Regions from separate parts of the Homo sapiens genome. Here region 2 is linked to region 1. Evidence: read pairs that join two places in POLR2A ChIA-PET (ENCODE). Cell type or tissue: PC-3. All regions are shown on one strand. Links, peaks and the distances in the headings refer to the core of each region. The heading gives the core; the rest is flanking DNA.

The links. ChIA-PET counts read pairs that join two places held together with the same protein. Peaks named below come from ENCODE experiments on the same cell type or tissue, not always from the same donor. Only the 100,000 strongest peaks of a DNase experiment are listed, where the experiment ranks them.
Region 2: POLR2A ChIA-PET joins it to region 1 with 6 read pairs; 2 of 35 experiments call an interaction of 5 or more read pairs at or near these places.

The regions. Positions count from the first base shown.
Region 1 is chr7:19,490,449-19,494,850 of GRCh38, reverse strand. No RefSeq gene overlaps it. Among named protein-coding and RNA genes, the nearest start is that of MIR3146, 210 kb to the left of the region's middle. In PC-3, for the core only: a CTCF peak has its summit at 2,808; no DNase peak of the experiment used is centred there.
Region 2 is chr7:19,558,762-19,563,163 of GRCh38, reverse strand. No RefSeq gene overlaps it. Among named protein-coding and RNA genes, the nearest start is that of MIR3146, 140 kb to the left of the region's middle. In PC-3, for the core only: no CTCF peak of the experiment used is centred there; a DNase peak (open chromatin) is centred at 2,483; H3K27ac peaks cover 1,377 bases.

The DNA.
Region 1 (4,402 bases), core at 135-4,134:
GGGTGTATACACACGTAAATACGTCTGGGTGTATACACACGTAAATACCTCTGGGTGTATACACACGTAAATACCTCTGGGTGTATACACACGTAAATACGTGTGCGTGTATATATCTCTCTCTCTGTGGAAAATAGAAGTAGAATCTATAAATGTTGATGCATGATATACACTGGTCAGTATATGGAATCAGCATCCAATCTATAAGATTCAATCACAGAGAACAAAAAACAGGCATACTTATTACTTTTCACTTCAAATGTTAATGAGAGCATAAACAAATTTCTAAATTTTTGCTATACATTATAGTGTATATTTATTACCCAAGCAAACGCTTAAGATTAGCTTGAGACTTACTATATTCGAACTAAACTACACACAACTAGTTTCATGAGAGCTCACAGTCACGCTGATCTTGAGAGTATAAAGTAACCGCGAAATGTTGGCCATCTTGCCAAGAAATGGTGTAACTGCCATTCACAGAGAAACTGATGCAGAAATAAAAATCTTTGCTCAGAGAGGTGAAAGGAGAAAGATGTTTATCATCTCAAAACTACTGTGCTTCAGGGAATGCCATAATCACTCGCACATGCAAGGTATGTGCATGCAAAATAAAAATGGTAAAGTACTAGAAAACGCTGGGTGAAGACGAAGTTCTAGGTATTTCCAGTCGGATAACTGAGAATCTGGAGTTACTTAGTGCCGTTTGAATTCTCTCAGAACAATTGAAAGTTTGAGCTATGTCCAAAATTGACAAATGGAATCTAATTCAACTAAAGAGCTTCTGCACAGCAAAAGAAACTACCATCGGAGTGATCAGGCAGCCCACAGAATGGGAGAAGAATTTTACAATCTACCCATCTGACAAAGGGCTAATATCCAGAATCTACAAAGAACTTAAACAAATTTACAAAAAAAAAAAATCAAACAACCCCATCAAAAAGTGGGCAAAGGATATGAACAGACACTTCTCAAAGGAAGACATTTATGCAGCAACAGACACATGAAAAAATCCTCATCATCACTGGCCAGAGAAATGCAAATCAAAATCACAATGAGATACCATCTCACACCAGTTAGAATGGCGATCATTAAAGAGTCAGGATACAACAGGTGCTGGAGAGGATGTGGAGAAATAGGAACACTTTTACACTGTTGGTGGGACTGTAAACTAGTTCAACCATTGTGGAAGACAGTGTGGCGATTTCCTCAAGGATCTAGAACTAGAAATACCATTTGACCCAGCCATCCCATTACTGGGTATATACCCAAAGGATTATAAATCATGATGCTATGAATACACATACACACGTATGTTTATTGAGGCACTATTCACAATAGGAAAGACTTGGAACCAACCTAAATGTATATCAATGATAGACTGGATTAAGAAAATGTGGCATATATACACCATGGAATACTATGCAGCCACAGAAAAGGATGAGTTCATGTCCTTTGTAGGGACATGGATGAAGCTGGAAACCAGCATTCTCAGCAAACTATCACAAGGACAGAAAACCAAACACCACATGTTCTCAGTCATAGATGGGAACTGAACAATGAGAACACTTGGACAGAGGGTGGGGAACATCACACACTGGGGCCTGTCGTGGGGTGGGGGGAGGGGGGAGGGATAGCATTAGGAGATACAACTAATGTAAATGATGAGTTAATGGCTGCAGCACACCAACATGGCACATGTATACATATGTAACTAACCTGCACGTTGTGCACATGTACCCTAGAACTTAAAGTATACTAAAAAAAATAAGAAAAGAAAGTTTGAGCTATGTACATCCACATCCTCGTCTTAAAAAAAAAAAATAAAGCCTTTGCTACCAAGGCTCTAATTGCTATTATACGCTAAAAATGGTTATGACAAATCTATTCCAAGATAACTCCTTTTATTTTAATAACTTTAAAATTAACTTTCACATCTGCCATAATTTTTTTTATATTTATGAATATCCCATTCTATCAAAATTTTATTTTATTCCACATGCCATGCCTCTCAAGTTTTCTGTTTTCGTTTTGCTTTTTCTATCCAATTCTTAGAAGACCACTTGGCAAAGATAATGAGACATTCATCACCCAGTTGTGTGGAAGATGGTGGCAGGTTTGAGTGAAAGGAGCCTACCCTCATAGAACTTGCCATTTGACTGGGAATTTTCAAGAAGCCTACTGGTTTATCACAGTAAAAACATATTTGGAAATAATTTAGATTTGTGTTGCTCGTATACGTCAGTTTTCTTTTACCACTTACAGGTGAACACACTAAAAGCATAAATATACAAGCACAATTACATGAAGAAATGGAGTGTAGCCCTTGGTAAAACAGCAGCACAAGTTAATTTAAAATAACATTACGTATAAATATTTTCTATTTTTACGTTTACCTTTTTATATAAACTCACACAAAGGACTTCACCTTCTACAGCAAGACTTATGCTTTCCTTTTATGTGATCGAAGCTTAAAACGAAACTATTTTTGGACATTAGCTTTTCCCTAAGTATTTTTAAGGAGTACGAAGAGGAATTTCACTCTAAATGATATAAAACAGCTCCAGTTTCTTACTTTGAAAGCTAATTCCTACCACCAGTAGCTATCGCTCATTATTTGCCTTCTGCAGAAATATTTTCCAGTCAATAATATTTTAAAAAGTAAAAGGTCCAATTCAATAAATTGGAAGTTAAATAGCTCTGCAGAAACCTTATCACTGATATTCAGAATATAGTTTTACTGCTACATAAACAAGCCCATATTTAAGGGAAGTTTCTTCTGCTCAGCAGGATGTGTAATATTTAAGCTCGTGGCTAGAGGGAGCTCTTTTGTATCAGAAGCAATTACCTAAAAGCAAAATCAAATCTATGGAAAAAAAAAAAAAAAAAATCAAACTAATTTTTTTAAAAATTCAAGGCAACAAGTGATGAAAGTACAATGGATACCCGACATTTGATTTAAAGCTTGTATTCTTATCTATGTTTTTCCCTTGTATTAACAGCAACAACAACAAGAACCGATAAAGACAAAACCAAGTCAAGTTTAATACTTCCAAAGGGCAAGAGCCAAGGTCTGATGCAGCAGGTACCTCGAATTTATTTTCTACAAGTTGCCAGTCAGTTTATGCCAACTTAAAGGCTTGCTATCAAAAGCACATGAACTCACTTTAGAAAAAAGGGAAAGTGGAAGGAGATCAGCCCTCTCGTTTAGAAGTACAAGGGTCCGCCTCATGTGGCTAGAGAACACATGGAACATTTGTCAGACCTCTGGCCCTGGCAGCAGGACTTCAAAGCTGTGCTGCCACCTGCCACACTTTGCTTCCTTTCAACTGTTGCGTGGGAAAATGAGAGGCACATGTGAGAGGAACTCTTACAAAAAAGGGATGAGGAGGGAAAAAAGCTTACCCTTTTACCAATCAGTTTGCTTACTTTTGCCTTTTCTGTTTCAGACCACCGGGTGTCTGGAATTAATATATCTAGGGCCAAATCCACTTCAACTCAGCCACAGTTTTGGCAAACTGAGCTTCCACTGTGTGGTTTGGTGTGCCTTTGGCCTCTTCTGTCTGCTGGTCAGGTAGTTCGTTCTCTCTAACCATGAAATTTGTGGGCGAGATTCCTAAGCCTTTTCTTTTACTCTTTCCAAAGCACAGAAATTGGAGCATTAATATTTATTTAAAAATCAGAATTCTTGAGCATTGGAAAAATTTGTGGGGCTTCATGTCCCTACACTGGTGGTAGGTAGCTCAAGGGACTGACTGCTTGGGCTTGGGATATTTGCCAGAGGAGAGTTTCAACTTAATTATAAAAAGCCATCAATACCATCAAGTCCATCCTGGGTATGAACTTTTAACTGCAAGCCTAGAGGTCTTGACCACACACTAGGCCTTCTATAAACCCTGAGGTAGGCTCTGAGGGTGTTGTCTGTACTTTGCAGACTCCAGTGTCCGGGTTAGAAAAACAGGCAGCAGCTTTCTCAGAATGTTACAGTCATTTAAAATATTTACCTCTTTCTAAAGTAAAGGGCAATATTTTTATTATTTTATATGCTGCACATTTCAAATACTAACCAAGACACTAATGTGTAGAAAAAAGTACACTTTACAGCAAAAGGAGAATGACTTTAAAAGAGAACAATAAACTGGCTTCTGATATTTATTTGGGGATCTCAAAGCACCATCAGTAGTAACCTAATGAAGCATCCTGCCATCTTTCACAATGTAGCTTTTGGATCACTGGAATTCACGAAGGTGTTCCAGGTGGTCTGGGGACAAGCCCAAAATGCAAGTTACTCACACGCAACAACATATTTTTATAAATGTATTTTCCACTGCAAAGCTGATCCTGTGCTGGAAAGCATGAAAATGAGCTTTTTAAAAAAATCTAACCACAATAATGATTACAG
Region 2 (4,402 bases), core at 281-4,280, 68 kb before region 1:
GAATAAATATTTCAAGCAAAGGCAGAGAATGTCAGACTGTATAGAAAAAAATATTCAACTAGATGTTTTCAACGAGAGATGTACTTTAAATACAAAGTCACAAATTGATAGGACAGCATGTAAAAAGATGTTCCATGCAAAAAAATTACAGTTTACTGGAGTGGCTATATTACTATTAGAGAAAAGAAGCTTCAATATTTAAGTAATAATAATAAATATTACCACTAATAACAATTACTAATTATGCTACCACTTGGATAAATATTGGAATAGATGCTTTTCTAAAGAAGGTACACAAATAGCAAATAAGTACATGAAAAAATGCTAACCTTTGCTAATTATTAGAAAAATGCAAACCAATTACATAATAAGATGCTGCTACACATACACTAGAATAGTTGAATTAAAAAAAAACACTGACAATACCAAGTATTGGTAAGAATATGAAGAAATCAGAATTCTCAGACATTGTTTGTGGGAATTTAAAACTTGACAGCCACTTTGGAAAACAGATTGGTAGGTTTCTACAAACAGACACTTACATAATTTAGCAGTTTCATTCACAGGTATTTACCCAAGAAAAATGAAAATCTATCATCACACTAACACTTGCATATAAATATTTATAGGAGCACTGTTTATAGCAATGAAATAAACCAAATGTCCTCTAGCAGAATTTCTTCTTCCTTGGGGAGCCTCATTGATTTGTCTTAAGGCCTTCAACTGAGTATGAATCTCATCCAGTTTATGGTGGGTAACTGGCTTTACTCAAAGTCTATTGATTTAACAGTTAATCGCATCTAAAAAGTGTATCCACAGCAACATCTAGACTGGTATTTGATCAAATACCTGGACACCATAACCTAGTTAAGTGGACACATAAAATTAACCATCACAGTATACTACACACATAGCGCCACGTCTATCAGTCGATCCTTCCTCCTTTCAAAAACCACCTCATTAAGCTCTTGAGTTCCTTGAACCCACCTACTTTTTGTTCCCTTTCCATATTTTCCTTGTTGAGTTTTCCAAGATGACTCCTCATTCTCTTCCATGTCTAACAAGCTCCTTTCCAACTCTGGGTCGTTTTTACTTCATATTTTCTCTGTTTCTAGTGTATGGCTGCTAATGAGCAAAAACTGTTTCCTTGTATCTAATAAAACTTCATGCTATCAGTTCTCTGGGAAATTCCTTGGGAAGCCTCTTATTCATTTCTCATAAATTCCCTGTTTTCTACAGCAATGTGACAGAAATCTTCATAAACCAAATTTCTGATATCATCACTTTCTTTATCCCTCTTTGAGGTGTAAGATTTGCCATCATCTCTTGACCAAAATCAGTTAAGATCCACTAATTAATATTTGGACTCCTCCTAACTCTGGCTTCAACTTCTTACATGACCATTACCCAACTTCAAATTCTAGCCACATTTCACTGTAACATAAATCTGATTCTTCATAAAAACTGGATCATCAACATTTCCTCACATAAAGACCTTGCCTTATGCTTCAGAACTAGTGGAATGCCCTTCACTCAAATGTTTACTGAAAACTTTCTAAACCCATGAATGAGTAAATGCATAAACTCTTGAATCCATGCTTCTTTCTCAATCTTTTAAATTCGAATCTACCCCTTAAGGATTACCTCAAGTGCCATTTTATGTTGTATATCTGACCTGATCAGACTGCCTGAATCTCAATAAAAACTCTGTCTGCCTGTCTATAGCACTGATTTTTTTTGTATCACTCATCTGGTACATAATATATATCCGACCTTTTAGAAATATGCTCATGCTGATCTCCATTAGAAAGTAAGCTATCTGTCTTGTTTATGCAAGAATTGCCTCACAGTTGTACTAATTGCAACTCCTTTAGTGTAGTGTTTCACACAGTATCATTGCGAAACAACAGGTCTCAGCACAATAAATAAATGGGTGGAGGGATAAAAGAATTAATAACTGAAAAACAAATGTTACCAGTAGATTCCTGATAGTACACCATGGATTTATCTTTAGTTAGTTAGCTCTTTTTATTTTATTAAATACCCTACAATATTCTCTAAAAATAAGAGCTATATTTTAGGTCAAGCTGTTAGATCAGAGAAATTTAGAATTAAACACACAATGAAAAATACATTTATTTTAAATAGCGAAAGAAAAAGCATAAATTTTATTGAAAGAGAGATAAAAAGTTAAGATCTAGTGGACTTACGCTTACTTTAAAAAAATATGTAAAGGGACATGGGGAGAAAAGAGAAGTAGTCTTTTAAAACAATGCTGCTGACTCAGCCCTCCAAATAAAAACATCAATGATACTGGTACGACGAAATAGAGTCTAGCTTAACAGAACTCTAAAGGTATAAATGAAGTTGACCTTTAAAAGAAAACAAGTAAAATAAGAAGAAAGTCAAAGAACCTTAACAAGCACCAAGTATCTTCTTTTAAACCGTGACAAATATGTTCCCAAGAGATGATTCATCAACATGAGACTACCAACAGAAGTTCCCAGCCAGTACCTAATGTTCTGGATAAACCCACAGGATTACACTGAGAAGTGAGTAGAAGGAATTTACTGCCTATGGCTTCTTCACCCCTGGCCCAAAATAGTAGTTTCACATAATTTTAAAGGAACCTTAATATTCTCTTTAAGTTAAATTTTAAATTCATAAAACTTCCTATCGTATTTCTTTAGAATTTCATAGAATTCTTCTATCAATCTATTCGCAAGTGAAATATCACAAAGTCACTTTTAATTTTGCATTTCCCGTCAGGAAATAAATAAGTTGAGGATATTGAACATCTTTTTTTGCCTAGTTATGAAATTAAAGCACAGGGTGTAATCTTAGCTGCTGCTCTTTCATTATTTGGGAACTCTGTTCTTGGAAACAGCTAGCCTTTTGTGCCAGGGGTCATATTCCCAATTATTTCATAGAATAATTTGACACCACACTTAGCCAGGGATAATTTCTTACAGTCGTGATTCGATCAGATGATAATTCACTGAATTAGCCTAATTAGACTTACCTCACTTTGTCCTTTGGCTTTGAACAGAGGTGATTAGAGTAATACACATTCACTTATGATTTTTTAAACCCACCAAGTTAAAAATAGTTTTAAAATAATCTGTTAGCCAGATTATTTTTCTTATTTGGTAAGCAGACAGAAACATTTAAAAACATAATCTGTTAACCAGAGAAAAACTTCTTTTTTGATTACAAATACAGTTTACATTGTTGAGCAATGGAGATTAAAATGTGACTGGAGATTATTGAAATCTTAACTGCAATTTAATTTTGATAATTAAATCCAAGCCACGGATGACTTTTTTATATTCAGGAAATATAAAAAAAAAGAGCTTGGATGATCTTCTTGTGCCAAAAAGTAAGAAAGCAGCAGAAAAAGAATAAAAGAAAACAAAATGATACAAGTGAGGTATGTCAAATACACATAGAAGACAATTAAAAGAGATCCTAATGGCCAAAGCTGACACAATTTGAAGAACAGAATAGACAACGATATATTAGGTCAGAAAATAAATATCCATGAGTCTATAGTGATAGAATAAAAATAAATAAATAAATGGAAGAGAATAAACAAATCTTGTCTGTAGAAAAATTCTAAATAATTTTAACATCTCTAATAATGCAGATATACTCCCACTCAAAGATGTGGAACATAACTCCCTACACCTCCAGTCTTTATGTGTAGGCTGTATATAGAGTGACTTCTTTCCACAGTTCAATATGAAAAGAGGGGAAAGAAGAATTAACTTCACAATGGAAAATTTTAACATGGTCTGCCTCGTCTAGCTAGTGCATGTCAAGCTTATCTCTGTGGTCTTCCTTCCCCAAATCCATAGCCCCAGTGGAATCATTAAAAAAAAAAAGAATCAACAAATTGAGGGACATTCTTACCAGTGTCCTAGTAAAATGTCTTACCAGTACTCCTCAAAACTGTCAAGCCATCAAAAATAAGGAAAATCTGAGAAAAAAATCAGACCCAAGAGGAGCCGAAGGAGACAAGAAAACTAAATATAATGTGGTATCCAGAATGGTATCTTGGAAGAGAAGAAGGACATTAACTAAAATCTAAGAAAATCTGAATGAAGAACAACTTTTAGTGAATAATTATGCCTTAATATTGATTCATTATGTGTGACAAATGTATCATACAATATAAGATGTTAAAAACAGAAGAAATTGAGTGTAGGGTACAAGGAACCTCTATAATATCCTTGAAGCTTTTCTATAAAAGTATTCTGAAATAAAAAAGTGTGTTTCTTTTTAAAAGCAAAATGTCATGTTTAATTTTAAATACATCTTGAATGGGATACTTATATGCTGCAGCATAGTCATCAAATATAATACATTTTGAAAGAAGATTCCACATACTTTTCAGATGCAT